Regions from separate parts of the Homo sapiens genome. Here region 2 is linked to region 1. A link is a loop called in an ENCODE intact Hi-C map of the cell type or tissue named here. Cell type or tissue: endothelial cell of umbilical vein. All regions are shown on one strand. Region 1 has its middle 55 kb from the start of FAM136A. Region 2 overlaps CD207 (CD207 molecule).

What was found. Peaks named below come from ENCODE experiments on the same cell type or tissue, not always from the same donor. Only the 100,000 strongest peaks of a DNase experiment are listed, where the experiment ranks them.
Region 2: a loop joins it to region 1, with 17 times the contacts of the local background. A loop is called at or near these places in 1 of 110 quality-filtered maps.

Annotation. Positions count from the first base shown.
Region 1 is chr2:70,354,890-70,358,889 of GRCh38, forward strand. It overlaps the pseudogene BRD7P6. Among named protein-coding and RNA genes, the nearest start is that of FAM136A, 55 kb to the left of the region's middle. In endothelial cell of umbilical vein, no CTCF peak of the experiment used is centred here; a DNase peak (open chromatin) is centred at 2,432; H3K27ac peaks cover 1,482 bases.
Region 2 is chr2:70,827,440-70,831,439 of GRCh38, forward strand. CD207 (CD207 molecule) reads right to left here. Exons shown (of 6, transcript NM_015717.5): 6 at 2,772-3,761. The coding sequence ends at 3,611. Among named protein-coding and RNA genes, the nearest start is that of CD207, 6.4 kb to the right of the region's middle. RefSeq lists an enhancer at 3,074-4,000. In endothelial cell of umbilical vein, no CTCF peak of the experiment used is centred here; a DNase peak (open chromatin) is centred at 1,692; H3K27ac peaks cover 1,838 bases.

The DNA.
Region 1 (4,000 bases):
ACTTGCGCTAAGATAATTGTAAAGCAATAATTTAGAAAGAGAACAGAGGCAGACTAGCCCTGTTAAAAATAGTTAAAGGACCTGGAGGAAAGCTGACCAGCTGGCTTGTTATAGTTGGGGGAGTCTGAAAGAAGGCCAGATGGCCAGCAACATGGAGACTTCTCCATTCTGAAGATCCTGTGGTAGAAGAACCCACCCTCTGTCCTGTAAGACTGGGGATAACAACTCAATGGCTTCAGTCTGGAGTGACTGTCTTGTGGAGGTTCCAAGAAGGCCAAAGGAATCATGTTATTCCAGTGTTATGTTTGCATCACAGACCCTAAAGTTCTTTCACAGTATGCAATGACTCCACATTTGTGACTATTAGTAAGGATGATTCAAATTTAAGTGACTGAACTTATGGGGAGGACGCTGAGCTTCCCAGTAGTTGCAGCATCCATATTTTGTTTTGGTCTTTATTTTTGTTGTTATATGCCAAGATTACCCATATATTATGGCAGGTAGTTTACTGGATATTCTCATGAAAGGAGGACATACTAGAATCCTGCAAGAGCTGGAAATGCTATCACCCGAAGGTGAAGGTCACAATAGGATGCTTGACACAGCAAAACACATGGAGGCTACAGAAATACAGCAGGCCAACTGCTGTCTAACAACCAGAATGGGTTCATAGCACTCAAAACAGTAACAACTTTGGTGCTCTGGCTGAAGTTTTTTACTCTGACAAGTTCTAAAAAAACTCACCGAAAGACCAAATTGTTCAAGGACTTCCAAGAACCTAGAATAAGCATCTGAGGACCAGGTCTCATCTCTGCATGAGATGTCTCCTGTGACCCTTTTACCGAGAGATGCATCTTGAAGAGCAAGGCTTATGACCTTAAAGAATTTGTGCAAATAACTCCAGCATCACAAGCATGTATAGAGGTAGAAAAACAATGGGGATTTTCATTCCTTCCCCCATCATAGAAAACAACAGAAGATTTAACAGAAGAGTTTGAAGAACTTAAGACTGATCTTGCTGATTGTTGACTGTGGACCTGATTGAATAGAAACTATCTGTATTTAATGATATATAATATACCTTTATTTTTCATTCTTAACTTGGAAATGCTTTTCAAGGGACTATTATACATTGGCATTACATTAGATATTACACATTAATAAACTTCTAATTAGTCAAATTTAGAAGAATCAGTGTTCCAGACACTGGAAATGTGTCAAGTAATAAAGCTGAACCTTGAACTGGAGAAAAAAAGGAAATATGACCCCTAGATGTTATCTACACTAGGCATCTGTTGATATGATCAATATTCTTTACCCTCTTCCTTTCTGGTAACAGCGTTAGCCCATCTCCTTTGTGGAGTTGAACAACCCCCATTCTACGTGGTAGGAAGAGCACCCTGGCCAAAGGCATAGAGCTAGCTTGGCCAATCAGGATACTCCATCCATTTGTCCACAGTGATTGGTCCAGGGGTGGGCATATGATCTAAACAGGGCCGACTGTTGGAGATCAGAATCGTTAGGGGTTCCATCCATAGTAAGAGCACACATTCCCTGGAGAAATGTCAGGTGTGGAAGATTGTCAAATTTGGTATAGTCAGCTGTGGACTAATTAGGGCTCTTTGAATTACAAGTGTCAGATGTTCAACTCAAAACCAATCTTTCCCTGGATTTCACACACACATGCTGGAAGAGAGAAGCTCTGTCTTTCCTCTGGGGTTACTTGCTACATAGAGGAAGTCATCCATCAAAGAGAGAATGAGACCAATCTACAGAGAGAAGCAGGACTGAGGGAAGGAGTTAGAGAGCCCTAATGACTTTGAGTCTTTGGAGCCAATCATGCTCAAGGCGAACTCCAACCCTGCCACAAAGAGCTAATGAATCCCCTTTTTTTCATTAATATTAGTTTTGAGTTGAGCATCTGACACTTGTAATCCAAAGAGCCCTTATTAGTCCACAGCTGACTATACCAACTTTGACTATCTTCCACACCTGACACTTCTCCAGGGAATGTGTGATCTTACTATGGATGGAACCCCTAATGATTCTGATCTCCAACAGTGTACTCACACAATGTTACTACAGTGACCACCAAAGTAAGAATAGCTAACATCTTCCAATCAAAATCTTATCAAAAGCACTGTGCTAAGTGCTTTGTATGCATTGTTTCCTTTACTCACCACAAAAGCCCTACACAGCATTATTTATTTCCACTTCCCTACTTTTAATTTGAAGAACCTAAGGTTTGGAGAACTTGAGAAATTGTTCATGGTTCCACCACCAGTAGGTGTTGGAGAGAATGTTTAAAGCCAGGCAGTCTGACTCTCTGGAACATGTGCCGTTGACCTTACATTGTTATTACTTCCTTCCTAGACTTAACCTCTCAAGAACAGCACAGCCAAGAAGGGTCAATCTGAATTCCAAGGTGCTATTTATCTACTAGTTGGGCAGCCAGTATTATGAGATAGTGAATGATGCTGAGGGCACATTTTGCACTAGGATTATAGAGCGAACCCTTTCAACAATGCAAAAAGATAGAAATGAGTGTTCTAGTTTAACTTTCTAGATTAAGAAACTGGGATGGTTAAGTGACATGCTCATGGTTACGCTGCCCCAAGTGCTAAAGTTGGGAAAGGCTCCCGGAAATGTGTGACTTCATCCCCAAGAGGACTGAAAAGAAAGTGTTCTGACCTTGAAAGGTATACAGAAATCAAAGGATTCAGGTCGATGGGGTGAAAGGTTTGTTTTAGTAAAAAATGTCTTATCCTTGTTTGATCGGTTATTTTATTCTAGGGAGGAGGCCTTGTCTAGTTTTCCTTTTTATGGAAAGGTCAGCCGGTGGGTCAGGAAGCTGGGGAATGTGTGCCTTGTCATGAATTCAGGCTTCCTGATTCATGGGGTGAAATTTCGCTTTCTTATTGCCTCTCGGAGAAGGATGAGCTCATTGGTGGTGACAAGAGCAGCCTTCTGTCCTTCCTGCTCCAAATGCTGAAAGAAGTGGGATGTGAGCTGTCAAATGTCACAGAAGCCTACAAAACGCTGACTCCCGGATGCCAGGCATAACTGGGGTTGGCTCAGAACATGGGGACAGGGCAATACCATCATCTGCTAAGAATTCATTGTTCTGTAGCTTGCCCTGGACACAATGGCAAGACTGAGACAGGAGGAATAGATGTGGGGCGGGGTGGGGGCAGACAAACTGGGTGTGTCTTTGCAAACATAGCCTTTTTGGGGGTGGGGAGAGATAGGATCAATCAAGAGGCAGACTGTATGTGGGTTTAGGGCACCAAGAAACAGGGACATGAAAAATCCTGACAAAACAAGGCAAAGCATAACAAAACAAATGCCCAAACAAAGAAAGGGAGGGGGAGCATTTGTTTGGAAAGGTTTTGACATTTACTGCTTTAAAAAAAGCATTGAAACAGTCATAGGAAAATTCATAACTTTGTTTAGTATTTTGAATCACAAAGGGTGGGTGATTCAAATGACTTTGTAGAGACAAGGTGCTATTTAGATGAGAAGTTCTCTGGATTGGATGGTCCCAGACTCTCCTGTGGGCAGAAGGGCAGCTGACAGCCTGATTGGGTATACTTTGAGTGACGCTGAGCAGACCCCGACTCCAAAAAACACTGGAAGGAAGAGTTCCAGAGTTAGGAATTGAGGTGGGATTGGAGGTTATTTTATTTACTTCTTTGTTCTTTGCATGTTTTCCAAATTTTGTGTGTATGTGTGTATACACACACACACATACACATATGTTTTTTGAGACAGGATCTTGCTCTGTTACCCAGGCTAGAGTGCAGTGGCACAATCACTACTCACTGCAGCCTTGACTTCCTGGGCTCAAGCAATCCTTTTCCTACCTCAGCCTCCTGAGTAGCTGGGACTGCAGGTATGTGCTATCACACCTGGCTAATTTTTTATTTTACATAGAGACTGGGTCTTGCTTATTTTACATAGAGGCTGGTCTTGAACTCCTGGGGTCAAGCAATCTTCCCGC
Region 2 (4,000 bases), 470 kb after region 1:
AGGGAGGCAACGCATTGCCCTGCTGGGGGCTACCTGGAGCCCTGGCCAGGTGGGGTCACCAAGGGAGCCAATGGCAGCCCCCATGCCCAGGGCCCAGCCCCAACCAGGGCAACAATGCCAGGAATAATGCCAATAATCCCAGAAGCCAGGGTGCTTTGTAAGAAAAAGGGGAAGTGCTAGGCAACTACACACGTGTGTGCGCGCACACACACACACACCCCACCCAAATAATGGCTTATCTTCCAAAGCACTGGGAAAATTAAAGCAAAGAAAGCATAGCTCATACAATATGAGAAAAAGAGGAGAGAGAGAAAGAGAAAGCGAGAGAGAATGACAAAGAGAAAATGAAGTGATTCAATAGATAGATAGATCAATAAAGCATAAAAACAGAAAAATAAAATATAGTACATGTTCACGAGCATTAGGACTAGTTGGTCAGTGGGGGTGATTCAAGTATTTTTTTCTCTTCTTTTATATTCAAACACAAAAGGATAAATTTTTCAAGAGTATTTTATTGCAACATTGAAAGAGGGCATGTCAAGCATTGTTAGCCTGCCAAATCAGAAAAAAAAAGAAAGAAAACAACTAATGTAATACAATAAATACCCAAGTTGACTGAGAAAAAGTTCTCACCTGTCCCTGGCTCCCAACTTTTCACCTGACAATGGAAAAATCCCCAGAATTTCACAAGAAATACTGTGGGGTCCATGATACGAGGAGCTGCCCAGGTATTGATAACACCCCAAGACCTGCTAGAGACAGGACTAGAGCACTATCAATGGTGGGACTTCCTGGGCGAGGCCACACTGCCAGCAGAAGGGCAGGTGCCCATGTAGCGACCTCCCTGGAGAAGCAAGGCATGCATACAGTGGGGGAGGGAGCCAAAGTCACAAGACAAAGCAAAGCGACAGGTGTCCCAGCTTCCTCAAGGGAGGAAGCCAAGGCAATGCTGCACTTGTTGGGTTCAGGCTGGGGCACAGACTCCAGATAAAAACACATCCTCACTGACTCAGGCTCTTTCAGTTTCAAGAAAAAGCAATGGTTGGGGTCAGGAGCACAGCCTCGTAAGGTCCCCATGCACAGAAACCAGGAGGATCAGAAGGGCTGGGAGGATCTGAGGCAGCCCTGGGAACGGGAGCAGCCGGAGCCCTTCAGGCTGCCCTCCGGGACCTCCATTGCGACTCCTCTGAGCCGTTCTCTTTTCTCTGCCAACTATAATCCTCTGCAGTCACTTCTTTTTTTTTGAAACAAAGTCTTGCCCTGTTGCCCAGGCTGGAGTGCAGTGGTGGGATCTCAGCTCACTGCAACCTCTGCCTCCCAGATTCAAGCAATTCTCCTGCCTCAGTCTCCCAAGTAGTTGGAATTACAGGTGCCCACCACCATGCCCGGCTAATTTTTGTATTTTTAGTAGAGATGGGGTTTCACCATGTTGGCCAGGCTGTCTCGAACTCCTGACCTCAGGTGACCCACCCACTTCAGCCTCCCAAAGTGCTGGGATTATAGGCATGAGCCACCATGCCAGGCCTGTATTCATGTCTTTCCCCTGCCTCATAGCTTCTGCTCATTGCTAGTTTCTTCCAATGCCACGTGACGGCCCCTCCAGCCTTTCTCTTAACTCAGTGCCTTCCAGCTCAACTTCCTTTTGTTAACAGCCTCATCCTCTTGCTATTTCCTGGTTCAAATTCTTTCCCAGAGAAATGGTCTGATTTTCCCAGCTCATCTCTTTGCCAAAACCAACCAGAGATCCCCGACCAGCCTTGTTCTTGTCACCTCCCATTTCCTCCATTGGTGAGGGAGGGATCCCCTGCTCTAAATAGGACAAGATGGCCAAAACAAGACATTTGACACTGTGCAGGTGAGACTGGCAGCAGTTTACTAGTCACAAATACAGTCTACTGGGGAAAGATATCATAAGCCACACAGGGCCACATGGGGTCACCCTCAGGAGCAGAGTGAACCAGCCAGGGCTGTGGGAGGCAGGCCTTGTAGTAATAAAAGGATGAGATGCCCCGGATTCCTGTAGGAGGATGTGATTGGCTTGTTTGAATAGTTTCTCAGGCTGGCAGAGAAGTGAAACCCATTAAGTAGAAAACTGGGTGGCATGCAGCTGGTCCAGATGATAGGAAATTAGCCAGGTGGGGACCGAGGGCAAGGATATATCTGGTGAGAGGCAGGGAACTCAGGGTTAGGTCTTTGGGGCCCTGTGAGGCATAAAATGTCACAGCAGCACGTGGTATTTCAGGTCTTACAATACAAGCCTGTGCCCTCAGCTGTGACCCATTTGCACCCAGAACAACACACTGCTGGTTACAGTTATTTAAGGAAGCATCTTTTCCTGAGGACCTTAATGAAGACCTGTGCTCACTCCACCCTCCTCTCCTCTCTGTGGTGGCTGCTGCCTGGATTCCAGCTTCAGCCACTGGACTTGGGATTTGGAACTGATGCCTGTGGAACTGGGTCTCTGTGAAGAGTGGGGAACCTGCTGAGACTTGTTCTTGGGAATTGAGCTATAGACTAGAAGATTGTGCAGTAAACAAGAAGAAAGATCACCAAGATCGTGACATTGGAGACCTTGCTCTACTTTAATAAAAACTAGAGATAAGTACTGGTCACATTTTGTGGCATTTCCAGGACTGGAACTTCCCCAGTCCTTGTTATTTTTGACTCCCCAGATGTTTCCTGAGGATACCCTAGAACTTCATGTCCACCAGAGGAGACTGCCTTTCCCACATATTCACCTGGACAACCAGAAATGAAAAAGTGCACTTGGAGTGAGTCCTTGACCCAGGCAGCATTTTATTCTGAGGAAGCTGGAAGGTGAATTCATGAAGGCACTGAAGGCTGCTTCCCATGCACAAGACACAGGAAGATAGGAAATGCAGAAGGAGGAGGAGGTGCCGGAGAGGTGAGGACAGGGGCTGGATGGACGCTGGGTGGAAGGCAGGGCTCGGCACTCCAGTGTACTAAGGGAGTGGAAGGAGAAGGGAGGCTGGGTGCCAGCCGAGCTCTGAAGGAGATACAAGTCCGTGTCAGCCACTGACTTGAACCAGAGAAGAACGGGTTCAGGCTTTAGATGATGTGGATGAAGAAACCACTGGGGACATACCATGAGCAGGATTTCCAAGAACAGAGCTATTTGCACTGCAAACACAGCCAGCTGCTAGCTGCCAGCACAGCTAAGCAGAGACATGGAAATTCTAGGGGGTTTGGCCAAGAAAAGCCCTGGATGACAATATCAGGAGAATTGCTTGGTTGCTCTGGAGTAACTTTGATGTGATGAAGCTGAGGTTTCTCTGAAAGAGTGGAAAACCCCAGGGTGTTATGCCGGATTACGGGTCTTGATCCTCCTTAGCAGGGCAATTGGAACTTCTAAATCCTCTCTACCCACCCCTCCCACTTTAACCTGAATTCTCCTTTCCATTCCAGCTGCCTCCAAGACGTCAGAGAATTTCCAGCCAAGACAGACGGACTCCAGAATGCCACTGTGGGACAATTTTGAAGCAAGAAAAATTAACGTGCAAAGTCATCCTGGAGTCTGGGGAAGAAAGAGGCATTTCCTCATGTTTAACAAGCGTTGGAGCTCAAAGAGTGAGCTTGGGAGCCTGTCCTGTCACGGTTCTGATGGGACATAGGGTCGCTTACAAATGAAAAGAAACGTTTTGTCACATGGGGCATCATTCCAGGCCTGAAGTGAGGGAGCCTTTATATTGCCACAGTGTTCATTGTTCCCAGCATTGTTGGGCTCACCTGGAATCCAGAACCTACCAAGAGCGGGGAAAAAGATGGATTTACAAAGTGGAAAATCAAAAAGAACTTATTTCCAGTGAAGAAATGAGTTAACTCAACCCAAGCTTTTGTCCTAGGGAATGGCATAGCAAATGTCTGCACCCAAGCCTCAGAGGAAGGGGACTGGTGAGACTTCGACCTCTAAGCTTTCACATGCCCCAAGTCCAGGCCAAACCAACCCACCACTTTCAAGTCCCTACACAAACCCACACTG